Linked DNA regions of Homo sapiens: region 2 is linked to region 1. Evidence: chromatin loops called from intact Hi-C (ENCODE). Cell type or tissue: dorsolateral prefrontal cortex. All regions are shown on one strand. Links, peaks and the distances in the headings refer to the core of each region. The heading gives the core; the rest is flanking DNA. Region 1 has its middle 150 kb from the start of TMEM229A. Region 2 has its middle 120 kb from the start of GPR37.

Region 1 (16,301 bases), core at 3,480-11,479:
GCTAATGTGATGATTTCCAAGGTATGAAAATTGGTTCAGAACTTATTTTTGAAAATGTCAACTTTTATTAAAGTTTTAAAATAATTGAATCAGACATTTACAGACACTCAAGCATCTAAGATTTGGGGAACTTAGTTTAATGAATGTCATAGATATAGATAATAAGAGCTGCCTGACCCATTGAGGTCTCCCTTTTGCTTTTTGTGATCTCATTTATCCACACAACCCTGTACAGCACTATAACCCCCATTACAGCACTTCTTTTCCTTTTCCTTTTTTCTTTAAGGCAAATAAATAATCTGAATCTAAGAGGAAAATGAATAACCTGAAGCTATCCCACTTTGCAAACATGCAGTCCTGGGTTTTCATGCTCATAGACATCTATGACTGCTGACAGAAAACTTGGCTTAATGGTTTTACACTTAGTAGAGAAACAATCTTGAATAGTGGCCGCATTATAAAAAGAGAAGCTCATTGTTAGTTGAGATCTCACTGCCACATTCCACTTCAGAGAAGTTGGCTGGGGAGAAAACAACAATGAAAATCAATGACATTAAGTCTCTGGTGTATCTGTGATGTTATTTTTAAAAGACAGGCGAAATATGTTTTTGTTGTCATTGCTGCTGATCTGAATGTTATCGCTGGTGCCCTTGGCTGCAGCCTGCTGTGTCAGTGCATTATTCCACTTCTGCTATGCTGAATGGGAAGTGTTGGGGCAGAGGGGGCAGGGGGATGATGGTTGTGATCAGAGTGTTCTTAGGGGACAGTGCGTTGAAAGAAATTTTGTTGACTTTCAGAAACCACATCAGCACCCATATAACCTGGAAGTAAAAATGACTCTACCTTTCTTGTTAAGGTTAAATTATTTTAAATGGACACAACCATTTGTCCAAATGATATTAATATTTACTCTGCAGAAATCCATGATATTTTGGGACCAGGCAGCATCAGCCAAAGAGAAACAAATGTTTGGAGAATTAAAATTAAGAGGATATTTCATATATTCAGCAGAGAAAAGTCATATTGGCCAGCAGAAAAACTCCCAAGCAACCCTAATATGGTTTGGATATTTGTCTCCTCTGATCTCATGTTAAAAAGTGACACACCACCCCCCCAACCCTCTCCCCAGCCAAGCACAGTGGCTCATGCCTATAATCCGGCACTTTGGGAGGCCTAGGCCAATGGGTCTCTTGAGCTCTGGAGTTCGAGACCAGCCTGGGCAACATGATGAAACCCCATCTCTACAAAAAATACAAAAATTAGTTGGGCATGGTGGTGTGCACACCTATGGTCCCAGCTACTTGGGAGGCTGAGATGGGAGGATCACTTGAGCCTGGGAGGCAGAGGTTGCAGTGAGCCAAGATCACACCACTGCACTCTAGCCTGGGCGACGGAGTGAGACCCGGTCTCAAAAAAAAAAAAAAAAAAAAAAAAAAGCGATCCCTCCCCACCAATGTTGGAGGTGGGGCCTAGTGGGAGGTGTTGGGTTGCAGGGATGGATCCCGCATGAATGGGTTGCTGCCTTCCCCACGGTAATGAGTGGTAACGAGTTCACTAGAGATCTGATTTTTTAAAAGAGTGTGAAATCTCCCCCCTTCTCTCTTGCTGTATCTCTCCCCATGTGACATGCCTGTTCCCCCTTTGCCTTCCACCATGATTTTAAGCTGCCTTAGGCCCCACTAGAAGCAGATGCCAGCTCTGTGCTTCCTATACAGTCTGCAAAATTGTGAGCCAAAATTTACCCCTTGTCTTTATAATTTACCCAGTCTCATGTATTCCTTTATAGCAATGCAAAATGAGCAGACAAACCCCAATCTAAAAAACTTACAACAGAGTGTTTCCTTTCAGGAGAACAATTATAAATGGAGGATGTTTCTTAAACCCAAGGCCAGAGTTCCTTTTGTTACTACAGCATTTTAAAGAATTCTGGGAGACACTCAGAGAGAAGCTAATCTACCCCATACCTCCAGTTAAGGTGGGGAAAACATTATTAGCTGCTGAGTAGATATAGATGGTAGTGGTAGAACAAAATGACATGACGGCATCGATCCTAGCATGAGACAAGAGATACCTGTGGGGTACAAAAGGCCAGGGGTTTTGGGCAGCCACTGATGAAAGAGGGTGTAAAACTGGCAATGGCCATGTAAAGGGAGGAAGAACACGTGCTTGCCAAAATTGAGATGATCTTTAGAGGATACTCAATAGGATTAAAGGAAAAATCAAACATTTCACATGTCCATCTCATAGGCTACCTTTATAAAATATCTCACAAGACAATAGAACTGAATTTAACATTAGGATTTTAAGAGAAGGCATTTTAACTTGAAGCAATATAATTTTTAAACATGTGCTTGCATTTTCAATGTTTCCTCTCCATAATTTATAAGCAAGGAGAGCTAACATACAAAAGCTTTCTGTTAAAGTCTTACATTGTAATGACAATTTCTCACGGGGAAAAGAAAAAACACAACTCCGCTAGGCTTAACCTAGTAGTAATCTCAATCACATTTCAAAATTCCCTATGACATTCACAGAAGCATGATGAGGAAATGTCTGATGTGGTTGCGGTAGAGGATAGTGCAACTATACACAATATATAAAATATTTAGACACTCCTGCTTTTATTTTGGTTAAAGCCTAAGACATATCATATCAACGGAGAAAATGAAAGCTGCAGATAGCTCCCCATTGAAGCACCTGGAGCAGAGCAGCGATTTAATAAGCTAGCATGTCAGAGAACTAAAGGATATATTTTGATAGAAGGAAGTAACCTTCAAGGTCTGGGAGAAGTTTTCAGATGGAAAACTGTTTTTCACCAGAAACATAATATTGAGTTAGAAAAGATCTGTAACACCTGCCATTCATCTGTGCTTGGGGAAAAAAAAAAAAGCTAGATACTAAAGGTGGGAGAGCCTGTGCTACATGCAGATGGTGATGTGGCTCCACTAAAAATAGCTGAAGGAGGCCCCTCCAGCACTAGCAGGAGGGCAGAGGGCAGATAAACAAGCATCCTAATGAGAAGAAGCACCCCAGGAGGCCACACTAGAAAAGCTTTAAAAATAAACACACACACACACACGTGCACACATACACAAAAATTATACTAAGAGCATTTTCTAATATGTGTATAATATTTCAAACACATTACCTCATTTGAGCTTTTTAAAAAAAGATAAAAAGAGGTTGTGATCTCTTGTATACCAATCTCCTGTATACCAATAAAGAAACGTTGATTCAAAGGAGTTAAATGTTTTGTCCAAAGTCACACAATTTATAAAGTTGAAGCAGAGTATTGGTGTATTCAGTATTTAAGAATATCCAACAGTTCAAAAGCACATAGCTCTTTATACTAAGCTATATATGAATATTAAATACTAGCCTTCCTGAGGGTCCTTTGTGAATTAATGAAATTAAATTGCTGCAATCCTGTCTTTAGGAGGAATTCCTTTTCTCTGGGGTCCATGAGGAAGGATTTTCCCTAAACACCATCAAGCCTCTGTCATCCCTGTTCAGTTTAGCACGTGACAGGTTTCTGATTAAAAAGCAGGCCAACACGTCCAAGGCTGTAGTTGTCGTCAGAAGAGGCTACAACTACAGGAGGCTCCTGTGTACAGCATGGCCTGCAACTAGCTGAGTACATCTGCCTTATTCTGGGTTTCAGTTAACAGGCAGAGTCTACTCTCATGCTAAGCTATCTTTGCAACTTTCACGCCATTATTAACAAAGAAAATATCTTAGATAATATTTTTACTCTTCATCTTATTTCCCAAGATGTTGCTATCTCAAATGGAGATGAGGGATGATATTTATTGAGGACCACTTCAAAAACCCTAACTCTAAAATAATGCTATCATTCTAAGCATAAGTGCCATTAAGATTTCAGATCTAGGTTATCAAGTTCTGGGATTGAGTAGTCTGGCCTAAACTCTGAGTAGAAAAGTTCAATGCCATATTTTTTAAAATCTCCATAAAAGGCTAAGAGAGTTAACTAAACAGTAAATATTTACCTAGAGGCTTAGGAAGATGAGCCCAGAAATTTGGTGTCGCTTTTTTCTTGCAGATTCCAAAAGAAATGTCAGAGAGGATAAGACATTGAATAGTGCCTTTTGAAGGCCTTCTCAGGATAGGGATTTCAAAATTAGAGTAGAAAGCTGTAAGAATTTGAGAAAGGGAAAAAATACTAAATCTTGTAAATAAAAAGCAGTAGTTACACCTTAGTGTAGACTGAAGCTGAGATTTGAACCATTTCAATTCTTGAAATAGATTCGAACAATTCTGCATTGCTAGAGACACCATGAAGTACCAGCCTGGAAGATGAAAACACAAGTCTTCTCTGGAGACAGAAAACATCATAAAAGACCTTGGATTATTTCTACAAACAATTTTGCAATGACAAGTACCTACACAATAAAAAATAACATGCATAAATTGACAGAAAGACAAAAAATAGAAATATGAATAAAAATATGTATTAACAATTAACAAAATAACATATCCAAATGGCCAGCAATTATAAAAATACAACCAAAATCTCAAATATAAAAACATAATCAAAATCTCATAAATGGAGAAATAAAAATTAAAAATGAGATAACGCATTTGCCCATTGAATTGGTATACATTAAAAAAGACTATCATATCTCTTTCTGCTAGAGCTATAGGATAATCAATATAGTACAAAAAAAGAAGCCTTCAGGTAAAAATGTTGACTTACACAGCCTTTTAAAAAAATTCAACATTTATTAAAATTAAAATAAATATGTCTACTATTTGGTTTAGCCATGAATGGACTCTATCCCACAGAAAGAAAACTAACAGTACATGAGGACATATGTTATTGGTGCTTACTGCTGCATTATTCTTAGTGGCAAGAAAAAGAAAAGAAAAATATTAATTCTTATGCAGTGTATCTGAATATTCAGCAGTCATGGAAAACATGTCCAACAATCTTTAATCAATGGAGAAATGTGTCAATTTACACAAGCTGGAAAGACGTTTCCCAGAATTCCCTTCTGGTATGGTTGCATTTTAGGGTTACTCACAAGACAAATTTGCCCAAGATTTGAAAGGCAAAAGTGAAGCAGTAGCCATCACATTATGAAGGTGAATATAGGTGCTGGGAGCCACTACAATTCATTACATTATTACAGCTTGCATACAGTGTAGCTAATCTAGTAGTTCACCTTGTTGGTCTGCAGCAGCTGCCAGACCCACATCTACTTCAACTCCCAAGGAATCTTCTCTTCAGCTTCTTTGACTCCTGGGACGGGCACTTGTGCAACCCCATGGTGAAGATCATCAGCTTTTTCTTCTAGGTCAAACACATAGGCAAGCTACAGGCAGTAAAACACAGACGTGGATTCCAGTTTGACTTCACAGCTTCTAGTTAGGCTTCATCATTTGCAATTTTTTCTTACTCTTCCCTGCTTCATTTCCAACTTTTCTTCCTAACTACTGGCCCTTCTAGCCTACGAAATTGTCAGCTTCACACCATATGCAGTGGTAATGGCCCTCCATTGGCTCCTTCTCCAGCTTCCACAAATGCATTGGGTCTAATCTCTATAATAAATCCCTTTTCTTTTCTTCTTCTTCTTCTTTTTTTTTTTTTTTTTAGACAGGGTCTCACTCTGTTGCCCAGGCTGGAGTGCAGTGGCGCAATCTCGTCTCACCACAACCTCTGCCTCCCAGGCTCAAGCGATTCTCCTGCCTCAGCCGCCCAAGTACCTGAGATTACAGGCATGTGCCACCATGGCCAGCAAATTTTTTTATTTTAGTAGAGACAGGGTTTCACCATGTTGGCCAGGCTGGTCTCAAACTCCTGACCTCAAATGATCCACCCACCTTGGCCTCCCAAAGTGCTGGGATTACAGGCATGAGCCACCGTGCCTGGCCGATAATCCCTTTTCTATATCATTGAAAGTTGTTCTGCTTCCTAGATCAAACTGTGATACAATTCCCATTAAGAAAAAACAGGTAAAAACAATGATTACAGAAAATGTATAACATTAAATTTATGTAAAATTATGTGAGAATATAAGTATATAAAGAAATTAAAGGTTTTTAAGAAAATATATAGAGAGACGTCAAAGTATTTTTGCCTATATCTCAATGAATAATCTTATATGTGTGTATATATACACACTTATCTGAGAACAACCCTCAAATGGATGAGGGAAAATGTCCAGGATTTCTTGTCTCCGTTTTCCTTAGCTCTCTTTATCTTGATTCCTAAAAGTTGACAAACATCACAAAATCCAGAAAAAGTAATATAGTATTTGTATTAGTTAACTGTCTTACATACTTATTGGCTATATTTTGGAATACATTCTGATTACCTCTTCATATACATTAATATTTTCTATAAAGATAGTAGGAAAGGAATTTAGTATTTTCTCTAGCATGGTTGATGACAAGTTATTTGTTATCTGTTATTGACAATTTAGCTTCCCAAATCATTGTCATGTAAATTCTTTAAATTGTTGTTAAATTTGGGGAATTATCTATCAAGTTTCTTTTGTAGATGAGCAATAAGATTTAAAAATTTGTATGATCTGTAATATGTTAGGGCATTTCAAGTTCTGTTGTGTTGTAACTACTCTGTAATACTCTTTGAATTGACAGTGCTCATAATCACGTTGTTGTTAATGTCATTGAGTCTGTTTTTTCAAAGGGGTGTAGAAGAATTTTTGGAAACCATTCCTTCACTTGGATAGATAGAAAACACCCTGTTCACAATGTGACTACAAACCAAATAAATACAATTCCATTAAACGCAAACTTAAATTTATCAACTTAACTTTTCCTTAGAGTGTCATGTCAAAAATGCCTGTGGTCACTCCAATGCCACCCACATAAGGGGCCATGTGGCCAAATGGAGGTCAGAAAATAGAGACTGTGGTATTAATTGACTGTGTTCAAATATTTACTTTTATAAATTTTACAAACTCTGCCAATGCTTCTCATGAAATGGCCTGTGGACCTGAAATTCCTGAAGATTAAGGTTTTTTTCACTTCATGATAAATAATAGTGAAACTTTCATCAAATATCAGCAAGATTTTGGTAAAACCTGTTACTTAATTCAAGTGGCCTAACTCCTAATCCACAATGTCTTTCTTATTCCTTGTTTAAAAAAAAAAATCCAGAAAAAAGTTGGCAATTTCTTCAGTACAGGAGTCTTTTTCTCTCCTACCAGACCTAAGTTAGTGTGAAATATCAGAGATTTAGAATTGTTTATTTTCAGAAATCAATCTTAGAAGTAGCATGTTATAATAAAAATACCTACTGGACAGAAGTGGTGTTAGGAAATTTAGATTGATAAATCACGCTGTGACTGATTAATTTTGGTCAAGTTAACTTCTCTAGGGCCTCACTTCTCACCTGCAAAATAAAAGCCCCACTAGATTATTACTAAAGTTATTTTCTCAGCCTAAACAGTGAAAATTCTTAGTTTCCTACTTTATCTCTCTGACTCCAGTCTGTCCATTTCCAATTTGTCCTATTCACCCCATTCCAAACTAATATCCCTAAAATTTCCTTTAATCATCTTATCCTACAATATAACAGTTTTACTTTCATTCATTCATGCTATAATATTAAGGAATTCTACAATTCAGAAATTTTCTGGTGATTTTTAATTGTTTTGTGCTTACAACATATTTTACATATGATTTATTCAATATATTATTTCCTGAAATCCGAACACAAGAAAAATATCTCAACATCATATGTATTGTGAGAGCAAAGCCTGTTGTCTTGGCAAAAGCAAAACTGTCTTTATTTTACTTCATTGAGTTGTTACACTTGAAACAAATAATTTTAAAAAAGCTGTTTCACTTTTATTTACACTGCAACCATTGAACAAGACAGCTCACAGGAACACAATTTGCTCTTCTCAAATTGCCCTGGCTGATGGCATCTTAATTTGAAACAGCAAACAGATTGCTGTTTAAAATAAAATAAAAGCAGGAACATCTAGGAAGCAAATAGCTTCCACTCTTCCACCACTGACAGCTACAAAGTTATCATTGCTTCACACCTAGAAGTATCACAAAGAAAGCTACAACCAGTACCCATTCTCAGAACTGCATTCTACAGCCCAATATAAATTAAATAGTGTTATGAATACTAGAAGGCTTCTGTTCAGAGCTTTATGACAGCCTGGCAACCAATTCACATAACGGAAAAGTGGTTCATTTGGTTGATTAGCACTGAAATTCATCATCAATTTGTCTAGATTTTGATTTTTCATTAAAGAAGCATTTATATGCTAAGATTGTTTTAAAAGATACACAGCATTCACTAGATTCTATCAAAATAATAGTCTAATTCGACAGACTAGTTATGTCCTTTAAACACTTAAACAAAAAAAAATAGTGATTTGGTCAAATGTAAATATGCTCTGTGACCTGTTAAATCCACATCTCAGATTTGGGGATATTCAAGTTACAAGTTAACATATATGGCTCGATGGTCTCTGTTGTTCTCAATATATGTTTTATATAAGTAGGTTGAAAAAATTAAAGTGACAAGGAACAAATTATGGGAAAGGGAAAAGAGAAAAATGATTTGTATAAATTCAGTTTCTCTTTTTCACTGTGTGGCAGTGAAAGGTACCAAATTCTGAGAACTAGTACTCAACTTTCAACTTAGTTTTATTGTATTCTAAATGTGAAAAGCTATGAATTGGAAGAGAAGACAGCTTGCCAATGTAAATTAAATCTTTTTCAAGGTAGAGTATCATTCCACAGAATATATTAAATAGCTACCAGTTAAAAATTTTTAAAAGACATAGAGCCTAACAGTTTCAACATAGTACTCTAATGATCAAATTGAGGTTCAACATAATAATCTAAGAATCAAATTATTAATCTAACACTTAATTGCCAAAGCCAATTTGGCAATTAAATTTTGGTTCAGGCAATGAAGAGTTAAATTAATAATTTGGTATCTAAAAGAGAATTCTAAAAGCAATAATGATAAAGTACCTGAAAACAAAAATGTCATGGGCCTAAAAATTTCACTTTGCAAAATCAGACTGCTGTGTCAAAGTTCAATGATAATGATTCTCCATTCTGTTTTAGTTTATTTTCAGGATTTTGAAATTACCTTCCTTTGTGTATGATGACAAAAAGAATATAATGTGGGTAGTGGTAAGCCATAGTGTCTTTAGAGAGATTTTGTGTTATTAAATTTTCAAGCAAATCAAGGTAGATAGGTAAATATTTTCTGGCTCCAACTCTTTGTTTTAAAATACGCATTACTGAATTCTACTGACATATTTCACAATGTGCTTATGTGAAAAAGCTAGACTCTTATTTATACACATACATGAGATAGAATATTCCTGCAATAAAGGCTGTGCCCTTCTTTTCACCTGCTGCCCTCCCATGTCAACTCACATTATGGTAAAAATATCTCTTCTGCATTTTTCCAGTGGGACTTAACTTTAAAAATCCTTACTTTTGGATCCAATCATAGACACATTCTTCCTCTTCTTTACCCACCCCCTTCTCTCTTGCCTATCTCCCTTTATTCTGTTTACTATTACTTTTTCTACTTGCATCTTTTCTTCCCTTGTTAAATTCTGACTCTTGGCATTCCTGAAAATCAAATTTTTAGATGATATTCTCATTAAACTGACAAATGAATGAATCTCAAAAAAAGAAAAGGGCAAAACAGTTTTCATGACCCCTTCAATTTATTCAAGCTGCTATGGATCTGAATAGCTCAATTATAAGCGCTTTCTATTCCACTCTTCTTGATATATTAATTAACCAACAATTTTTCAAAGTCTACTGAAGTAGAAAAAATTCATTGTATGAAATGTCAACCAAATTTTTTGGGGGTATGTTTTCTACCACCTTTTTCTTTCAAGAAATAATATATAAGCTGATGGGAGGCTTAGTGTATGCCTTTTCCAAAGTATCTAATGTAGATTTGATAAGATTCAAATGATTCTGCTGAAAATATTAAATATTTCAGAATGTCTAACTGAAGAGCATTTTCTTTGTGAACTATTGTGGGGAAACCATCTAATCACTATTTGTCAGCTGACATAATTCATAAAATTCATTTAATTTATAGATTTTTTGGAAGGACCTTATAGTTCAATTACTCCAAATTTCTTAATGTGCCAAATAAGGAAACCAAGACCCTAGAAAGGATAAGTGATTTCATTTCTCCTTCCACGCTGTCAACAAATATTTATTTGGCACTAAGTACATGCCAAGTACTGTGTTTCTTGCTGGCAATGTAAGTATGAAAAAGACAGTGTTTTTGTCCTAAAGAAGCTGATCACCTCCAGGGGAAGATGGACCTCTAGTTCTATTATAACACCCATGTATGAAGTGATAGAGGGCACAGCCGACTGATGAGCCACTTCTGCTCAAAGGGACATGAAGGGTGCCGGGCTGGTCCAATATTCTTCCCACTCCACCACAGAGCATACTAGTTGTGAGACAATATAGGAAAGAGACTCAGTCCTGGCAGACGAGACATGGTAACCAAGACTGACACGGACGGGAAGTGCTGGGAAGGGAAGAACATGTTCCCTTTAAATGATACAGAAGAGGGGAAGGGAAGTGCTGGGTAGAGGGGAAGGGAAGTGCTGGGTAGAGGAGGCCGTTGTCCCTGGCTAGGCTCCACCCCCCATAGACCTAGGTGAGGACAGGCATTTCCTGCCCAAATGTTGCATTTCCCAAGACCACCCTGGCTTGCCACGCCCCCATCCTGTGCCTATTAAAAAAAAAAAAAAAACCTGATACCCTAGCAGGCAGACACAGGTGGGCCGACTTTGAGAGGAGTAAGTCAGCAGAATAAGACACAAGTGGCTAGAGGTCGAAAAGGACATGGAGGGAGCACAAGCACACTGACAGACACCGGACAGCCGATGTGATCAGTGGGATGAGGCAGAGTTTTGCCGCGGCAATCAGAGGAGAGCTGGGGCTGCGGAGCGGCCCAGCTCCAGGGAAAAACCGTCTCTCTTCTGGCTCCCTGATCGTCTAAGAGCTACTTCCACTAAATAAAACTTTGCACTCATTCTCCAAGCCCACCTGTGATAAGATTCTTCCGGTACACCAAGGCAAGAACCTGGGATACAAAAAGCCGTCTGTCCTTGTGACAAGGTAGAGGATCTGATTGAGCTGGTTAACCCAAGCCGCTTATAGACTGCAAACTAAAAGAGCACCCTGTAACACACGCCCACTGGGGCTTCAGGAGCTGTGATCATTGACCTCTAGACATTGCTGTCGGGTCACAGCCCCACAGCCTGCCCATCTGTATGCTCCCACAAGGTTTGAGTGTTGGGGCACTGAAGCAAGCCACAGCCCCCACTACATGCCCTGCTAAGGGGACAAGGAAACCTTTCCCGTTTTCAAGACCACATGGGCGTCACATGTCCAGGCATATTCCCTCCCTTACCTTCTTGCCTCCCTTAATAAGCTGACCCAAGTTATGTAGCAGAAAGATGCCTCCTCCTAACTTAGCTGACCAAGCTGAATTCCCAACCATGAAAGAAAGAACCTACCCATTTATTTCCTTGAGTTACTTCTCCAAAGATTGTCAAAGCGGGACTCCAGCATTCCTGATAAAAATCTAATCAGATCCAGCCAGCTAAAGACAAGATGGCCTCTAGTGCTGAGCTTTCACTGAGTTTTTCCTCACTATAATGTCATTACACCCAGAGGTGGAAATTTAACATGAGACATGAAATGCATGAAGAGGCATGTTGTCGAACTGCACAGGTGCTAAAAGTTCCCTGCCTCTTCATGCCTGCATATTGCTCCTTTTTACCCCTCGGCTTCCTTAAAATGACAAGAGCTAAGCCCCTGCAGAAGTTAGCACCAGGATCCCTTTCTCATACACTGCCCCCTTGCTTTGCTTGAGCCACAAGCCTATCAAACTTGGCCTGAGAACAATTTCTGTTTGGCCTGGTGTTATTTTCTATTTATGTGAGAGCCAAGAACTCAGGGACCAAACTGCTGCAGTGATTGTACCCAGCATTGCTTCTAATTGATCAAAGCATTTATTCTACTTGGTTGGTACCTCTTCCTACTTGTTATTAAATATTTTGATTCTCACCCATAGTACCAGAGAAGGCTTCAGAGAAGATAATATTCCTGAGCTGAATTTTGAATGGTGTTTCTAAGTACACCAGATAGAAAGGCTACTTCAGCCCAAGAAAGTAGCACCAGTAAAGGTACTAAGTTTGAAATTGCAGAAATCATAAGCTTAATAGTTTGTTATAGATAAATTACAGTGTGTGTTGAAAGTTGATGAGAGACACGGTGACAAAATATGTAAGAGTTCAAAAATAAAATTTTAGAAGTCAAAGTGTTTGTTGAGATAGGTGGCATAATGTGGTTAGAAGCATGATCTCTAGAGCCATGTACTCCTGGATTCAACTCACAGCTCTGCCACTTAATGGCTGTGTAAGCTTGGGAAAATTATGCCTCAGTGCCTCATTTAATCATCTGAAGAATGGGATTCATTAACAACCTCATAATGTTGTGTGATGGTTAAATGAGCTACATACACATATAAAGTAGTCAGAGAGTTCCTGAGATGTAGTTAGTGCTGTAGAAGTTTAATTGCCTGTATTATTTATGATGTAGAAAATGAAAGCCTTGAAGAAAATAACTGACATGGTCAGATTTTCATCTCAGAAAAATCCCTTTGATATTTATCAGTAGTGTAGCTAGTATGGGGTTAAAATGGCTTAAGGAGGAAATGTTATTTTCATAAACTCTGTTCACCTGGTATTAGTACTATTATATTACTTTTTACTTTAAGCTTGCAATGAGAATGAGTAAGATAAAATGTGTAAAGGTCCTAGAATAATGTTTAGAACAAAGGAAGCACTCCATAAATGTTGCTTATGGTTGTGAAAGTAGCAAGAGTAGCATGGAGGTGGTACTAGTGATTATTTTCCATTCCCTTCTTTTTAATCTTTCTGTGTGTTTTAATGCATTCAGGCTGCTGTAACAGAATGGCATCTACTGGGTAGCCTAAACAAGAAACATTTATTTCTCACTGTTTTGGAAGCTGGAAAGTCCAAGGTCAAGGTACCAGCAGATTCAATGTCTGTTGATGGCCTGATTCCTGGTTTGCAGATGGTCATCTTCTTGGATCCTCACACGGTGGAGAGCAGAGAACAATCATCTCTCTGGTGTCTTTTATAAGGGCAATAATCTTATTCATGAGGGTTACAACTTTATGACCTAATTTCCTCCTGCTATAGGCTGAATGTTTGTGTCCCTCCAAAATTCACATGTTGAAACCTAATCACCAATATGATGAAATTAGGAGGTAAGACCTTTGAGGGGTGATTAGATGAAGGCAGTACCTTCATGAATGAGATTAGTGCCCTTATAAATGAGGCCCCAGAGAGCTGCCTTGCTTCTTCTATCACGTGAGGACAGAGCAGGGAGGTGTCACCTATGAACCAGAAAACAGACCCTCACCAGACACCAAATCTGCTGATGCTTTGATCTTAGACTTCCCAGCCTCCAGAACCATGAGAGATAAATTTCAGTTGTTAGAAGTCACTCAGTCTATGGAATTTTGTTACAACAAGCCAAACAGACTAAGATACCTCCTAAAGCCTCCATCTCCAAGTACTATCATATTGGAGATTTAGAATTCAACATATGAATTGGCACTGGGAGGGACTAGGGGGAGTACAGAGTGATAAACATTCTGTTCACAGCCTTGTGCCACTTTATTTTGGTTGTGCCAACTATAAATAAGTTATAGTTGTTTCTAGAGTTTCTTTCTTGTAATGAAGTTTATATGTACTGTGATTACTTATAGTTGAACAAATTTCATTCATTTTATTTTATATTTTCTATTATCATATTATATCTTTGCCTGTTTTTTCTTTCCTGCCTACTTTGGAATTGAAACAGTTTCTTTTTTAATTCTTTATTGGTATTTCCCTTAAAACTTGTTAACACTCCTACTTAATTTATTTTAATAAAACCTGAGACTTAATCAGTGCCTCTAACCTTCTCTCAGGTAAGACATAGCAAGTAAGAGCTATTTATTCTACATTTCATCTAATGGTTGACTACAATGTTAGTTCTTCTTTATTTTAAATATTCAAAAAATTATATTTTTAGTCATTACTTTTTATTTTCCCAATATATGTTTATCAATGCCTTTGCTGAACATTTTTTCTTGCGTCACAATTTTTTCTTCAGGATTTATTTTTTTCTTGTTGCTAAAATATACCCTTTACAGAAATTTCAATTACATTCTCAAGAGAAGATAATACATTTTAGTCTTTAGATGTCCCAAAATATGTTTTTTTCACCATTGTTTCATTGAACAGTTTGCAATCTTAATGACATAAGGTCCAGTCTACCTGATTTTTTTTTTTATTATATGTAGCATTTAGAGTATTCTTTCTGTATAAAGACTTACATCGCTCTTCAATTTTGGAAATTGCTAGCTTCTCTTTCTGGAAACAGATTTTACTAGAGAATCTAAATCTATGCTTTATTTCTCTGAATTTCAAACACGCACACAGACACTCACATGTTTTATATATATATATATATACACACACACATATATAGACACACACACATATATTTATACATATATGTGTCTCTTTTTAGGCTGTAGTCACAGTAATTTTCAAAGTTCTCTATTACAAGTTTTTTCTTCAACTGTCTCAAGTATAATGTTCATTTTTGTTTCCATTTTATTAACTTTTTCTTCATGATTTACAAGTATGCTTTTGTTTCAGTAACCCCTACTTTTGTTTTATGGATATTATTTTCTCCTTTATTTCTTCAAGAATTTTAAACATGTTTACTTGAAGCACTTTCTAGATTATTTAGTTTCCTATTTTTGTGAGTAAATATTTTCTTTTGTTGCTTTTTGCTGTTGTTTTTATGTTTGTGTGTTAATTTGCAATGGCAGAGAATCCGTATCACGGAGTTGGATTTGTTCATATGCTTTGTAATTTTTGTTGATGTGTTTATTTTCCATTAATTTACTTTTCTTTCTCTCTTCCACGTCTTCTTTCTTCTTGGGCAATATTTAAGTAGTTTCAGCTCAGTTTTTAAGGGTTTACAACTCTTGGGCAATATTTAAGTAGTTTCAGCTCAGTTTTTAAGCGTTCACAACTCAGAAGCATGTTTTATGTCTCTTCAGGGATTTCACTTTTTAGAACTGAAGTCAATACCCTGTATTTGACTAATTATTAATCATTTAGAGTTTTTTGCTTTCTCCCTTCACATTCATAAGAATGATGTTTCTTAATGCAAAATTAGACACAAAAATAGAGGTTTCACAGGTTTCATTTATATATAGGGGAATATTGTATTATTCCAGTCTCACACTGCTACAGAGAACTACCTAAGACCGGGTAATTTGTGAAGAAAAGAGGTTTAATTGACTCACAGTGTACTAGTCCATTTTTACACTGCTGGAGAGAGCTGCCTGAGACTGGGTAATTTATTAAGAAAAGAGATGTAATTCACTCACAGTTCCACATGGCTCTGGAGGCCTCAGGAAACTTACAATCATGGCAGAAGGCAAAGAGGAAGCAAGGCATGTCTTACATGGCAGCCTGAGGGTGGTGGGTGAGGGGGGATGTCAAACACTTAATCAGATTTCATGAGAACTCACTCACTATCACGAGAACAGCAAGGAGGAAGTCCACCTCTACAATTCAGTCACCTCCCACCAGACCCCTCCCCCAACACCATGGATTACAATTCAACATGAGACTTGAGGGAAAACACAGAGCCAAATCATATCAAATATGGTCTGCAGTCCATTGACTCTTGTGGAATATATTCAGACTACATTTCTCTGAGGCACTGAAATCTGGAACTCCATTGCCAACTTAAGGTGCCAGTACCCTGTGAGGTTACGGCCTTAGCCCCACTTTGACACTATATATCAAATGTAAAGACTTTTACATTTTTAAAATAAGAATATGTATTTTTAATTATTATAATAATAATTGTATATGACTTATACATGTAGGAAATGGAAGAGAGAAATTGAGAGCATCCAGGTCTTCAAGACAGCACAGCCAGCTAGGGACAGGGTCAAAAAAACATGAATATAGTTTCCTTATGCCTAATTAAACACACTGCACTACTGATCACTCAGAAGTTTTATAGTCTCTATTGGTTTATGTATAATTTGCTCATTTTTCCCCAATGCCCATCATTAACATGAGCTGAATATAATCCCAGGCTTTAGAACATCCTCTCTCATAATTTACAAATTTTAAAAATATTTAATCAAGAACCGAGTCTTTGTATATTGTCCAAATAGCAAA
Region 2 (16,301 bases), core at 5,215-13,214, 460 kb before region 1:
CCTTGAGCCCAAGAGTTCAAGACCAGCCTGGGCAACATGGTGACTCCCCTTCTCTATCAAAAATACAAAAATTAGCCAGTCTCATAACCTGGTCTCAAAAATAAGTAAATAAATAAAAATTAAAAAAATATTTTTCTAACATATACTGTGTACCAGGCAGGCATTTCTATGAGTTTTACATGTATTAAATCATTTACCCTATTAGGACTAATGTTTATATAAAGATATTCATATCAGGATGTAGAAGTTATGCTATTCTCCTAGGCCTATGTACACGCTGCCTTTCCAGGGGTGGGTGGGGGTGGGTGTGTGCTTAGGATGGGAGAACAGATATCTTACCCTCACTCCTGTGCTTCCTGCTGCAGGCTGATTTGTGTCCCTCATACTCTTCAACCCCTGCCATTCATATGTTGAAGTTTTAACCTCCAGTACGCCAGAACATGGTTTTATTTGGAAACAGGGTTCTTGTGGATGCAATCAATTAAGGTACGGTCATATAGAGATAGGGTGGACCCATAACCCAGTATGTCTGGTTTCCTTGTGTAAATAGATGCGCATATGGAGGGAATGCCATGAGAACATGAAGACAGTCATCTATAAGCCATCTACAAGCCAAGGAGGCAGGCCTGGAACAGACCCTGCCCTCATAGTCCTCAGAGGGAACCAACTCTGTCAACATCTTTATTTTAGACTTCTAGCCTCCAAAACTGTGAAACAATAGATTTGCATTGGTTAACCTACCCAGTTTGTGGTACTTTGTTATGACACCCTTAAAAAACTAATATACTTTCTCTAGAGCAGTAGTCTTTATAATTTTGGAGGCTACGTATCCTTTTGAAAATATTTAAAAAGAAAAAAAACCATAGAGGCTCTTATGAGAAAAATCTCATGCCCGTAATTTATGTACAATTTCAGTTGGTTCACAGTCGTTTTGAAGTTCATCTGTAGACCCCATCCCACCCCAGACCAGGCTGAGGAACTTTGCCCTAAAGTAAATACAATGTCACCCATCCACTTTATTAGGTAATGCCACCTGAATACATGGTCCTGAATGGAACATTTCCCATTAAAAGAACCATGCTTTATTGTGTGACAACATACTACAGTAAAAGTAATGGAAGAAATTATGGCTGTAAGGAGCTTGACTCATGGAGCCATGACTCACATTACAGTACTCAAATGCCTTAGAAATACTGTGGACCCTTCCACAGCCTCCTGTGAAAACATACAGCTACTTTTCCTTGTGTCTTTCTCTTTTTTTACTTTTTTAATTAAAAAATCTTTCTTTTATAATTGCTAGGTGTAATTTTCAGGGCCAAGACTAGAAATAGGTAGGGCTAACGTGTTACCATTTTGGCATGCTCTGTGGAAAGACATTGAACTCAAAATGACTACAGCTGTTCTTTCATATCAGCAGGGAATTTGTTCAGGACCCTTGTGGATACAAAAATTTGCAGATGCTCAAGTCCCTTACAAAAAATGGCATGGCATTTTCATACAACTTGTGCAATTCTCCTGTGTAATTTTAATCATCTCTATACTAGTGATGATACTTAATAGTAATGTAAATGCTATGTAAATAACTTTATACTGTATTTTAAAGTTTATGTTATTTTTTATTGTTGTATTGTTATTTTTTATTTTAAGAAATATTTTCTGCCTGTGGTTGGTTGAATCCATGGATATAGGACCCATGGATACAGAGGGCTGACCGTACTTCTATTTCTGTTTACAACAAGAAATATAATTGGGGGAGGATATGGGTAAAAGTGGCAGCAGGGAGACTGAGGAAGGAGTTCCTGAAAGGACAGAAGGGCTCTCATAGCGAAAATGGGGGAAAGCCAACACTCACTTTGCTTCTTTCCCACCTTGCTTAGCACTGAGAGTGTTTGTACATATCCCGAGTCTCCCATAGTGTATTCTGTATGTACTAGCTTGAAAAGCATTACGAAGAGAATGATAAGAACACCCGATTACATCTTTTTTCTTTCAGTGTTTATAGCCGTGTCATGCTGTCAAGAGTTAGTTTTCTCCTTCGGCTCAAATAAGCCATCACTCTGTTATTGTGGTTGAAACTCTGGAACACAGTCCGACTCCTGTTGTCATTTTCCAGCCCCAGGTAACACCTGCCCACGCCATGCTGGGCTTCACGTTATTTTTGAAGAATGCTTTCCACCTGTGTTAATACGATTTTCTCTGTCATTCACTTTGAGAAAGAGATACACTGTCTTGATACTGCCAATGCCACTCAAATATTGAGCCAGAAGAGTGACTCTATATTGTTCAGCTGTCATTATTATCATCAAACAAACATCCAGTACAGTCTGGAAGATAATCTTGCCTACAAGCTGAATGAGATTTCAGAAAGCCCAGTTGCTTCTGACATTTGCTGCCACAGGATAGAGGGATCATCCTTTAGGATCTTTCATCTCTTGTGGGTCTTTCCTCATACTAGCCTCTTGGTCTGGATGCTCAGTTATTTGTACCAATCAAAATTCTGCTCACTTTTTACAACTTAATACACATGCTACCTTTAAAAAGCCCTTCTGGATCTCTCAGCTGAATGTAATTTCTACATTTTATAATTTATCTTAAGTCATAGGCATTATACTCATAGTCCATTTATTTACGTCCACCCAATAGATTGTCAGGCTCTGAAGACAACACCTGGCCTTGCCCAGGACTGCACGTACAGTGCTCACAGTAGGTGCACTGGCTTCTTTTAAATAAAGGCTTTTAGTATCTGGATACTTGGTTTTATTAGATTAATCAGAATTTGGGTTGGCTTTTGAATTTGAGGTGGAAAGTAGTTTGGTAGATGCAAAATTGAAGACTGTAGGCAAAGGAACATCATAGGAGAAGCCAGTCAGTATAATTTACTGAGATCTTATAATATGCAGTGAAAATGTAATAGATGGTTAAAAGATAGGAATATAGAGAATGACGGAAGTTTAGATGGAACCTCAGGGAACACACAGAATAAGTTAAAGATTGCAAAATATTTAGATTTATATAGTAATTTTCTTTCGAGAAATTTAAGGGAATGATGGCAATATAGACACAGGTTAAACTATTGTTTACATATTTTATATCATCAGGGATGACATAATGCCTGACATCAAGTAAGAATTCAATTAATATCTGTGAGATAAAGTTTTGAACCTGCATATTTTGGGGAAAAAAAGTTTTGTTAGAGAAGGTGACTATGGGTTGTAGAAGGATGGTAGAGAAAACTAAGACTGGTATCTGCATCAACATTTTAGCCTTCCTCAACTTAAGGAAGATATATTGGGGGAGGAAAGGCCAGAGTAAGAACTGATCAGAGGAAAAATCTTCCCTGGTTAAAAGATGAGTATGATATTGGTTCAAATGCAAACTATTAGCATAGCTCTAATCAGTTCAACTATCAAGGCAGCAGATCACCCAACAGAAACTTGAGGTTTAGATCTGCTGTACCTCTGCAAGCTTTTTAAATGAATCTTAAATAGAGATAACTTTTCAAGACATGCCTCTCAGGCTGCCTTAAATCAAGACAACCACTCCTTACTTTTGGTCTGTCATTTGAAAAAGAAACACTCTGAATATGCCATAGTGATTAACCCTAAAATAATACTGACAATATTCTTTTCTGGCTGTAATGCTACATGAAGCATTACATGACTTTACATTACATTACATTACATTACATTACATTACATTACATTACATTACATTACATGAACAGTGACTACATGAAGTGGTACAAAGGAAAACGAAATGAAAGTGAAAGCAGAGAAGACTAACAGTCCAGCTTGCAATCCTTCATTTAGTAAATATTTATCAAAAAACCTACTATGTGCCAGTAAATAGCCCTGTGGTGGGGAACACATTGGCATGTTTGGGAATAATAAGGACGATTTGGCTTAGATCAATGAGAGATGGGAGGAGCAGATGGTAGGAGGTAAGATCTGGAAGATGGCTAGGGTCAGATCAGGAGGCTGCAAGCAGTTTGACTTTAGTTTAAGTGTGACGTCTAGATCCTGGTAGGTTTTGAGTAGAGCAGTGGTATAATCTGATTTTGTTTTGAAAAGCTCTGGCTGCTCTGTAGAGAATAAGCCACAGGAGGGCAGGAATGGAAACAGGGACACTGAGGAGAAGACTATCGCACTCTTTGAGTAACATAACAGTTGATGATGGCTTACACAAGGCTTGTAGCAGTGGGGTGAGTGATTGGATTTTGGAAATGTTTGTACATATAGATGGTAAGACTTGCTGATAGATTTGTTGCAGGGAGTGGGAAAGTTATTCAAGAATAACTTCTGGGTTTTTGGACTTTGCAACTAAATCAAATAGAGAAATTTGGAAGGGGCAGGCTCTGGAGGGAGTTGTTAAGATTGTGGCTTTGGGCAGATGCCTTGTAGACCCCCAATGGAGATGATCAATATGCTGTTGGATATATAAGCCTGGGGTGTCAGGGCTGGATACGTACATTTGGTATTCACTGGCAAAAAGATGGTGTTTGCATGAGGAGATTGGATGAGAGCCATAAAGAATGTATTGATAGAAAAGGAAATGGAACCCTGGGCTGAGTCCTGGGGCACCACGACATTTAGGACTAGAAAGAGGGAAAAGAGACAGCAGAGAAGACTGAGAATGAGAGGCTGGTTAAGAAGCAGAAAACTTTAGAGGATAGAGTATTAAAACCATGTCAATGAGGAAGCGAGTGTGTCAAATGCTGCTAGCAAACCTGCTATCAACCAGTAAGATGAAGATTGAGAATTGATCACTGGGCTGAGCAAGATGGAGGCACTAATAAATTGAAGTGTGCTGAGTAGACAGTGGGAGGTGAGAAAGTTGAGATAACTCTTTCAACTAGTTTGAGTTATAAAAGAAAGCAAAGCAATGGGCAGTTGGTGAATACAGGGAAAATTCATCTGTTGCAACAGAAAGGAATGCAAAGTTTAAGAATACACATGCCCCTAGAAGTCAAATTGATATTGAAAATATGAGACTGTTATCTTAAGATTGCAAGAAAAAAATGGAAAACAATTTTACTCTTTTCCAAAAGCATGTATCACCATACTTGTTGCTTGATGGAAGGCCAAATTATGGATGAATGAAAACTACAATAGGACTTGTAAACTCTCACTTGGTGGAAATTTGCTTTCATGTTTTATGCTTACTTATAAGTTGTTTAAATCAGCAATTTTTGTCTGTAGAAACACTTTCTAGTCAATTCTGTACAGAAAAATAAACAACATAAGAACATTTAAAATGTTTTACATTGCTGTTTAGGCATCAACCTGAAACATAATTATACTTTGATTACTATCTCTTGTCTAGCAGGTCTGAGTATAAAAAATACAATAGTGGCAAATTCAGTCACAACAGATGATTCTACAAATATTCTTATGTGCTGTTATGTAGCAGCATAAATAAATAAACAAAACTCAGCCTGCTCTTCTCAGTCTCTTCAGATTGCAATATTCAGAATTTCAATGCTGTATTTGCCTCTACCTTGCTCAGTAACTGTGGAACAGCAAGTTAGCCATTCTATGGCCATTTAAATATGTAAAATTGTTGACAAAGGATGAGTATTTTAAGAGCTTGGAATCTTCTTAATAAAGCACTTTTAATGCTCATTTTTCTTATATTTTCTATTATAGTAAAATGCACATAAAATATAACATTTTAATCATTTTTTTCAGTGTACAGCCCAGGGATATTAAGTATGTGCATACTGTTGTGCAGCCATCACTGCCATTTGTATCTAGAACTCTTTTCATAAAAGTATGGAAAACTTCATCAATTTGCATGTCATCTTTGTGCAGGAGCAGTGCTAATCTCTGCTTCATTCTAATTTTAGTATATGTGCTGCCAAAGCCAGTACTTTTAAATGCACATTTTAAAGAAAACATTTATTTACAGAGAAGGGAAAAGAAAGAAACTGTGACCTTGAAGACAGTCATAATCTTTTGATTATTATTATCAAAATAATAGCTTAGATCAATTCCATAGAGCTCCATACCAGGATACTGGGGCATGGAGAGTGACTGTCATGTTCTTCCATAACATGCCTTTTGATTCTACACTCAGAAGCAGAATATAGAGATGGATTGTCTGATCCAAAATGAATATTGCTATATTTTTCTAATTTTCTGGTTGAAGATGAGAAACTGAAAAATAATTCAAACTCAGATTAATTGAGTCTTTCTATATGCCAGACATTGTTCTAAATAATTTATACACATTGTTTGCCTTAATCCAATAAGAACGCAATGAGATAATTTTCTTACTTTCATTTTAAAGATAATAAACCTGGGATTGAAATGGTATAATTGATTACTCAAGGCCACATAATCAGTAAAGGGTAGGTGAAAGAAGTAGCCCTAGGTTGGCCTGACTCCACAGTCCTTGGTCTTAACCTCTGTGTTCTGTTGTGTTCTATTTCTCTCTTTTTTAAAAGATAGCAGGCCATGCCTGCGCATACGTTTTAGATTTATGGCCTTAGTCTCCCCAAATCATTCTGTTTTTATTAATATATTATTTTTTCTTTTGCAAACAAATATTTATATGGTAGACAATAATACTTACCTGATTATGGTTTGAACCTGTGTTCTCACAATTCTAAGTGTTTTCTCTGTTGATTTTAAAGCCACTTCATTGAGTTATGGTTGACATACAAAAAGCTGTACCTATTGAATGTACACCAAGTTGATGAGTTTGAAGATAAGTATACACCCGTGAAAACAACACCACAATTTATGCCATTAACCTGTTCATCACATCCAAGTTTCCTCCTGCCCTCTTATTTTTTATTATTATTATTTGTGATAAGAACACTTAACATAAGATAAATCCTCTTAGCAAATTACAAAATATACAGTACAGTATTGTTAACCATAGGCTATGCTGTGCAGTAAATCTCTAAGACTTATTTCTCATGTATAATTGAAACTTTGTATCCTTTGACTAACACCTTCTGTCCTTCCCAGTGCCAGCCCCTGGAAACAGATTTGTGGATTTTAGGGTACAGGGTAGGATTTTTTTTTTTTTCGATGGAGTCTTGCTCTGTTGCCCAGGCTGGAGAGCAGTGGCACGATCTCGGCTCACTGCAACTTCTGCCTCCCCAGTACAGCAATTCTCCTGCCTCAGCCTCCCGAGTAGCTGGGATTACAGGCACCTGCCACCACGCCCAGCTAATTTTTGTATTTTTAGGAGAGATGGGGTTTCACCATGTTGGCCATGTTGGTCTCGAACTCCTGACCTCGTGATACACCTGCCTTGGCCTCCCAAAGTGCTGGGATTACAGGCATGAGCCACCGTGCCCGGCCGGGAAGATTTTTATCAATGTCCTTTGGTGCAATTTCTCTATATTCATTCTTGTAATTTGCTTATTTCTGAAATTATGCCTTTGAAATTAAAACGTTTCTTGAAATAAAACTGCCATGCCAGAAGACACCCTATAGAACTCAATTCAGTTCTTACAAACATTCCTGCATCTACGTTCTGATTCTAACACCTGTTACGTACTAACAGATACAGCTATTTCCAGAATTTGTTCAAATGGAACTTTACTACCATACGCTGAGTTATTCGGGAAGTCTTAAATATTTGTAAGCTGTTGGTGAGTTTTCTGCTTATTTAGACTTTGTTTTGTGGGCTTTCCTCACAGAGCGCCCACCCCTGGTGTTATTAGGAGCTCTCTGCTATAGTTAGGTGGAAACAGTGTGGTTTGGAAGACACCTGATTCAGGTTTCACTTTGGCTCTCTCACTTGTTGTATGTAATGTGTAATTATGGTCAACTTTTTCCAATCTCCAAGCTTATAGGCAGTAGGAATTTCAGACTTACAATCAAGTAGATATTTTTATAGTTGAGTAGAAATATATTTCATGTTTGTTAGAAGGAGTGGCAGAGAGGATTGGGAAATGGCTTTAATTTTATGCTAACCAATCTACACTGGTGATAAAGTGATCTGAGGTCCATGTTTCTCTCTTCTCTCTTCCTTCCCTTCTCTCCCCTGAGCCTCTCCCCCAAGCAGGCCTGACCAACCACTGACACTGCCTCATGGATTCATGGATATAGTTGGATCATAAGAGCAGGAGGCCAGGCACAGGGCACAACTTTCCTAATCCCTTTCCTTTTACTCCCTCCCTTAAGCACTGGATTCTAACACTGCAGGTTAACGAGTCTCTGCACCAAGGTCAGCAGGCAACCTTATTGTCTAAGGCACCAGCCCAGCTTTTCTTTTCATTTCCAATTTTGTTTACTCTCATCTTAGAGACCTGCTTATTTATTTATTAGTATTTTTTAGAAAATGTGGTATATTTAGAAAACAGAGTACCACTATTTAGCCTTTGAAAAGAGGGAAATTCTGCAAGAAGCAATGACATGGATGAACCTTAAAGACATTATGCTGAGTGAAATAAGCCAGTCACAGAAAGACACATACTGCTTCATTCCCCCTATATGAGGTATCTTAAATAGTCAAATTGATAGAATTAAAGAGTGAAATGGCAGTTGCCAAGGGCTGGTGGATGGGGAAAATGGGGAGTTAATTATCAATGGGCATAAACTTTCAGGTGAGTGATATGAGTAAATTATAGAGATCTGCTGCACAACATTTTAAGATAATTTGTAAGTGGAAGCTAAGCTATGGGTACACAAAGGCACACAGAGTGGTATAATGGGCATTGGAGACTCAGAAGGGGGAAGATTAAGAGGTGGGTGATAAAAATCTACATACCGGGTACAGGGTACACTACTCAGGAGACAGGTGTGCTAAGACCTCAGAATTCACTACTATGAAATTCATCCATGTAACCCAAAACCTTGTACCCTAATAGCTATTGAAGTATTTTAAAAGATAGTTCATTCGTATGGTTAACAAAAATGTACTGAACCCATGTTAGACACTTAGCCATGGCATTTTTAAAGATGAAAGAAGCATAATTCTCAGTGTTCAGACTTCATGTAGTACATGTAAACAATTATGAAAATACAGTGTGTTAAAGCTAATAATAGAAGTCTGAGCAACAATCTAAAGGCCCACAGAGCAGACAGTTGAGTGTTTATTACATGTTATGAGGCTTCCCAAGGCAGGTGATAACTGAGCTAGGTATTGAAGGGTGAGTAGAAGCTTTTCAGGCAGAAAAGACAGAAAATGGCCTTCAAGGCTAAAGAATATCATATGGATGTAAAAGCACGCACTGACCTGTAGTCAACAATACTGTGTTATACACTCAAACATTTGTTAAGAGGGTAGATCTCATCTAAGTGTTCTTACCCATAATAAAACAAAAATTAAAAATTAAAGACAGCTGCTTTTGCAATATAGCTTTCCGGTGAGGAAAGCGAGATTACACTAAGGTTTTGTTAAAATTTCCAAACAGTATCTGGTCCCTGTTACCTGGGAATGTTTCACATTGCCTTGATTTAATTTTGTGGAGCGTAACTGCTGAAATTTTGTGGCTTGTTGTGCTCTTTTAGATTATGTTGTACAGAAAAAGATTTCTGACTATGTACCATAAACATCTACTTTAAAATCAGGGCAATTGTTTAAAATGAACAGGCTTTTGAATTCTTGAAGATGTACATTTTCCATGTTATAATTTAGGAGATGAAATGCTGTTTTTAAGTTTGATTCTCCTTTTCTCTCTAATATTCATTTATTTCCTGAAGATTGTTCCAAATGCAAGTCTTGATAAATCAGACAATATTTCCTCAACGTGAGCAATTGTCAGTGCTTTCAGCTTCCAGTTCTGTTGTTTCAATTTTAATTGTTATTTGTGCTTTTTGAGAAAGAAGTTTTTTAAATGAACACAAAGTTTCCTTTGTCTGATGTCCTGCAAAATGAGCATGTCTGAGTTGCATCTATTAAAAAGTCTTACATGAGTCAATTTTGTTATTGTCAGCCCCCAGCCCCCACTTTTGTTTACATGAGTGAACTAAGAGGAAACAACTGTTATTTGACCAATTTGTTTAAATCATAAGTAACTATGTGTCTCCTAGAAAAATGGCAGGATGTGTTTTTAAATTCTGAATGTTACAACTAAATTTAGCCAAAGTGCATTGCTTTCTGAATGCTTCCAAAATGGAACACTGTGCTTTTGATTGCTGCTTTTGGAGTCTCATTAAGACACTAAAAGGTCAAAGGAACAAGGACTGGAGCAAAATACACTCATTTACAATACACACAGCACAATTAAAGTGTAGAAACCAGGCTTACACACCATGTGTTTATCCCAGGATATCTGTATAATACAGAGTCCTCTTTATGTGGGTAGCTGATGTGTCTAAATGGTTACATTTATTCTGCCAAATGTCTACAGAGTTTTTACCAGTGGAGAAATGTTTTAGATTGCCTACTGTTTCTTCATTATTTCTGAAGAGAAGGTGATATCAGATCAGAGTTTTTAAATAAAATGACATCTTTATCTCCCTAGATTTCTACTTTATTAAAAGATAGGCATTCTTCATAAGACCTCTGCTATTACACATACTTTTAAAATTTCATGAGTTGAGAGGGAACACAATGATTTCTGCCCTTGGAAAGTCTCTCATTGAGGATTGACATCAGATTTTGACATAGAATACACTGAGAGTACAAACTAACTTAAAACTCAGTTTTCCCAGAAGAGTCTGATCTAGCTTGCAATTCAATTTTCTCAGGCACATTGCAGGAACTTGTTTCTGCTAGTAATAAGAATATTACTTTCATGTGTATGTGATGATGTCCTAAGTGGAATCAGTGGGAGCTTTCCTCTAATGTGAACTCACCCTTTAATGTTTTTCTTACCTAATATATTAAGAGAAATAGAATAGTTTTAAATACCTTGGTACTTGTTTTTCACATTATTTGCCTTTTATTCTCTTTGGATCTTAAATATCTCAAAACAAATTTTAATAAAGAAATACCCAAACCTAGCTTTTTGTTTCCTTAATTGATTACTACAGTATTTAACATTCTTGCACGTATTAGAACCTACCATATTCCCGACACTGGTTTAGACGCTAAGAATTTAGCAGTGAATCTAGATGCCAAGAATTCAGCAGTGAATTATGCAGATAAAAATCTTTGCCTATATCAAACTTCCATTTCTTTGTATACATACCTATACTCCTTTGTCCTTTCTACTTTCAACGTCTGGCAAAAATTCAAGAATTTGTTCACCAATCATATCATTTTAAAGGTTACATAACTTTTTGAGGGAATAACTCTGAATTATTTCCAATGTGAAGAGACATCCCTTATGGTCCTCTTTGCAGATGAGAACTAAACCCAATGCTATTTAATGAGTTTTTTAAAAATCAATAAACAAGATCAGTATTTCTCAAAGTGTGTCTTTGGACCACCTGTGTCAGAACCACCTTCAGAGTGCTTTTGAAGTTTCTGAGATACACTTCATAGATCCTGATTCAGATACCTGGGTGAGGATCAGGAATCCATATTTTAGTCAGCAAACCAAGTGATCATTACACGTGCTGAAATCTAACAATTAATTACTTTTTTAGACACGGAGGTGAAGAAAACAATAATTAAATTAGAAGATGATCATAAGAAATTGGACAAAAAGGATAGACTTGGAGTTTAGAATTACCAGAAAACTACTTTAGGACAAAATGGAAAATGATATTTGTAAAATATGGATAAAAAAATGTCAAGACAAAAGTTGATCATGAGGTTACATACACATATACATAAAGCATAGGTGCGTAGTGCAATATAGGTAGTGAGTAATGAGGTTCACATATTTATGGTGTTTTCCAACTGGCTGTGTGGACCCTTCTCTTCTGTGTCCCACTGATGTTATTTTCATTTTACGTATGAAGAAGACTGGAGCACAGAAGCAGTAAATAAGTTTTCTGAGGAAACACAGGAAGTAAATAATGGATCAGGGCTACAAACCCTGCAGTCTAGCTCCACAGTCTAGGCTCTCACCCACTCCTGTCACTAAAGGGATCTAGGAATCATCTCAAACCCCAAACATACTGCTTTATGAACAAACTGTAGAGCAGTGAAAATGATTTAGCACAATATAACATGCTAAGTGTTTATGATCTAAGGCATCATTGATCAAAATTAGCTGGGGAATAGGAAAACAGAATAAATACAGATCTATGTGAGGTGAGCGTCCACTTATACAATTCAGGGCTGTATTGCAATTGGTTCTAGATGAAAGTTAATAATCTAAAGCTCCCATAAAGCTAAAATAAGTTCATACTCCATCTTAATGACTTGCTTCTGCATACAACTTTCTTAAGACCTCCCTATGAAACAATTTAACTAAAATTCAAGTTGAATTGTTCTCTCTATATGCATTATTTTGACCCATAACCTTTAAACTAGTTACAAAGAAAAAATTAAAGGCATATAATATCGCATACTAAGGCCTTCCTAGAATACCCTCAAGGATTATGTCATGGAAGACAAAGCTACAATTAAAGAAAGAAAAGTCCTTTAGGGTATCTAGGTTTGCACAAAATCTTATGTTTGGCATATTATTTATTGTCAAGTGCCAATGTGAATTATGCTTACCCTGTTTTCAATGTAGAATGCTCCGAGACACTCTGTCATCATCATTTTCTTAGGCTATCTAATCATTTAATACTTAGTTTAAGTGCTGTCACCTATTTAAAGCTTTTCTGTATCACCCTACTTTACCTAATCTCTTAGTCCTCTCTTCTCTGGAAACATAAAAGTATTCTCAAGATATAAAATGGTGTGAAAGGGTGAAAACATTATTTTCTGAATAATTAGCACTGGAATTTTTCCTAAGAAGAAGTCTATTTCTGGCTAAGGAAATACTTCACATCTGCTTGGGGAGAGAATATAAGACCATGAGAATGAGTGTCACCAAGGGACAAGTGAAAGACAAAAATGAACCACAATTGGGAGTGCCAAAGAGTGCAGACTGAAGGGAGGAGCAGAGAGACACGCAACACTAGGGGAGCCGGACCCTGAGAGAAATGGCCCAGCAGATGTCTAAGATAGAACTTTCAGTCATTTGTGTGACTGTAATATAAACTTCCTTCTTCCCAAACATTTGTGGATGAAGCCTGCTACACACACAAAGGCTTGTTTTACACAGACGGTTTACATGACAATCAAATGAAAGCAACGGAGGTATGTGTCAAAGCTAGAGAGGAGCAGAGAAAATGAAGGAACAATAAGCCATCAGAAGCTGAGCAGAAGATGGAGTATTAAGAAGAAGGGAAAAATCAGAACCAGAGACCACTGGGAGAAAGGGCTGGGAATTGGCAGAAATTCAGAGGAAGACATTAAACTTCCCACTGGACGATAAATAAGGTTTAGGCTAATCTTATAGGGACTTTGAGGGGTGATGAGTCAAGTGGACATTTGGAATAGTAGCCCTTTCTTTAATTACCATTTTATGTAATTATGCCTTATTCTGTGACCTATATTTTGAGTTTCTAGTTAAGGTATTTTTGTCTTTTCATTTATTAATCATTTTCTGTATGGTATATTATGCAAACTGTAAGCTGCTACATATTTATTGATTTATTTTTGTATAAGAGTGAAAGGTGTGGTGGATTTGAATGAAAGTTTTATGATCCCAAATCCTAATTTTATGATCTTTAAGTCTTCTCTTGTGAACCTTCTTACGTTCTGGGTATTCAAATGCTTATAGAAACTGCTTTTTGAAAATAGCTTTGTCTATGCTTCTATTTCTAGAATGTTTTAATTCTTAATATTTTAGTGGATTGAAAGGGCTATGCTTTTAAAATAACACCTATAAACGACATTTCTAAATAATACTGTTCGTTTAATTTTCCTAGAGTTAGTTTAATTTCCCAGCAAGTATTTCAGACTTTATATATGTTCTAAAGTTTATGATTATTTTAACTTTGTGAGTTAAAAATCTGTGGCTAAGCTCATTATATTTTCAATACTGGAAGTGCATCTATTTTCCTATGAGGATTCAAAATTTTTTCAGTAGTAATACTTGAGATCTACAAGTTTGTTGGAGGATGCATGAAAAGGTACTATTTGGTACCCATTATGGGTAAAGAAACCAAAGCATAAATAAGTGGGTAAGGCACAGAAGGCACTTTATCTTTGGAATTCTGCTTACAACTCTAACAATAATTTCTGTGCCCTGAGAAATTTTTTCATCTGCAAGAGAGCTATTCTGTTGATCTTACACATATTAGTTCCGTGGTTTGCAACGAAGATTTGAATTAAGTTATGCACGAATAAGTCTAATATATTTATATTGTGATTTTATAACCACCCACCTTGTGAGGCAGATATTATTTCCACTTTACACATAAATGTGGTAGGCCTCCAACAGTTCACACTTCCATATTGACTTATGTAAGTGTGGGCTGGAGTAAGTAGCTCATTTCTAAAGAATAGAATGTGGCAAAAACGATGGGATGTCACTTCCAAGATGAAGTTGCTGAGTTGGTGACTGCCATTTTGCATGCCTTTTCTTCATGTTTCACTGGCTAGCTCTGAGGGAAGCCAGCTTCTGTGATGTAAACTGCCCTATGGAAAGACTTATGTGGTAAGAAATTGACATCTTCAGCCAATGGCCATTGAGGACCTAGCCATGTAAGTGGCTTAGAAGTGCACCTTCCCCTGTGGAGCCTTGAGATGACTGCACTCTGGCTTAGACTTTGGTTCACTCTGCAAGACACTCAGAGCCAGAGACATCCAGCTAAGCGCACTTGGGTTCCTGACTCACAGAAAATAGATAATAAAAGATCATTTAAAAAAAAGCTGATTCATTTTTAGATAACTTGTACTAGATAGCTAGTACAAAGAGGAAGCTGAACTCCAGAAAATTTGTATGATTTGTACAAGGTATCACACATAAAGAATTTAAAACTCAGGGTTTTCTGACCACTTGGTCAGAGAAGGGCTCTCTAAAAGGTAGCACTGAGCAGAAACCTAAATCAAATGAGCCATGTGAACATTCAGGAAAAATGTACAGGCAAAAAGACATGGCAAGGGCAAATGTTCTGTGGTAAGAACAACGGAACAGCAAGAAGACCAATGTGGATAGAACAGAACAAACTAGAGAAACATGTATCAAAAAGATAGGCAGAAGCCAGGTATGCAGAGGCTGATAGCCATGGTAAAAACTTTGAATTTTGTTTTAATTCAGGTAAGAAGACATTAGGGTGTTTTAAGCAGAGAAATGATACGATCTGATGTACTTTTTAAAAGAGATACTTTTGGTGATTTGTAGAAATGGGAATGAAGAGCAGAAGGAGTAATGACCGGTAAAGAGACTTATCGAGAGGGTTCACTTTTCTGGTTAAGAGATTGTGATGTCTTGAACTAGAGAAGTAGGAGTAGAAATGGTTGTAAATGGTGGATTTGGGTACATTTAAAGGTAGAAACAACAAGAATTGCTGATGGATTGGGTATAGATATCCTGAAAAGACACCTGTTAAAGATTATTTTTATGTATTTTTAAACAGTTTTGTGAATTGTAGGTTGAGTATCCTAAATGTAAAAATCTGAAATTCGAAATGCTCCAAAATTCAAAACTTTCTGAGCACTCACATAATGTTCAAAGGAAATGCCCACTGGAGCATTTCAAAGTTTGAATTTTCAAATATGAGATCCTCAACTGGGTAAACATGTAATGCAAACATTTCAAAATCTGAAAAAAATCTAAAATCTGAAACACTTCCAGTCTCAAACATTTCAGATAAGGGATGCCCAACATGTTATAGTTTTGTTTAATGAAATGGAGGATACTAGAAGAGGGGCAAATTGGGATAGAAGATGGGAAATAAGAATTTTAATTTAGAATATTGCACAGAGTGACAAAAAGGCCATTAAATATATACGTTTGGAAGTAATTGGTGTAGAGATGCTATTTAAAGCCACGGGTCTGGTGGAGTTTACCTAGAAAGTGGGTCCAGATAGAGATGATATAGGAAAATTGAGACCTGATTTATTCTGCTTAGTGGTCAGGTAAATTAGAAAGATCCTGCCAACCAGACTAGGATGTAGCGGCCAGTTCAGTGGGAGGAAAGTCAGAAAAGTGTGGTGTCAAGACAGCTACATTAAGTATTTCAAGGAGAAAGAATTAACCAAATGTGTCAAATATCAGTGACAAGATGAGGAGACATTTACCAGAGTGGACTGAGGGTACAGAGGAAAAGAAAGATATTTGGATAAGAATGAAAAGGTTTAGTTGTGACCAAAGTATGATTTAGGATTTTGATCGCTGGAACCTAATAGTTTCGAAATTATGACTGTACTTGGCTTTCACCAAAGTAGATGTCTAGATTCAAGGTGCTCAGGCTTTAGAGAAGATTTGGGCTAAAGGTACATCT

What was found. A loop is a pair of places that touch in the nucleus more often than their neighbours do. Peaks named below come from ENCODE experiments on the same cell type or tissue, not always from the same donor. Only the 100,000 strongest peaks of a DNase experiment are listed, where the experiment ranks them.
Region 2: a loop joins it to region 1, with 2.6 times the contacts of the local background. A loop is called at or near these places in 2 of 110 quality-filtered maps.

The regions. Positions count from the first base shown.
Region 1 is chr7:124,175,456-124,191,756 of GRCh38, reverse strand. No RefSeq gene overlaps it. Among named protein-coding and RNA genes, the nearest start is that of TMEM229A, 150 kb to the right of the region's middle. In dorsolateral prefrontal cortex, for the core only: no CTCF peak of the experiment used is centred there; no DNase peak of the experiment used is centred there.
Region 2 is chr7:124,637,287-124,653,587 of GRCh38, reverse strand. It overlaps the pseudogene RNU6-102P. Among named protein-coding and RNA genes, the nearest start is that of GPR37, 120 kb to the left of the region's middle. In dorsolateral prefrontal cortex, for the core only: no CTCF peak of the experiment used is centred there; no DNase peak of the experiment used is centred there; H3K4me3 peaks cover 875 bases; H3K27ac peaks cover 2,076 bases.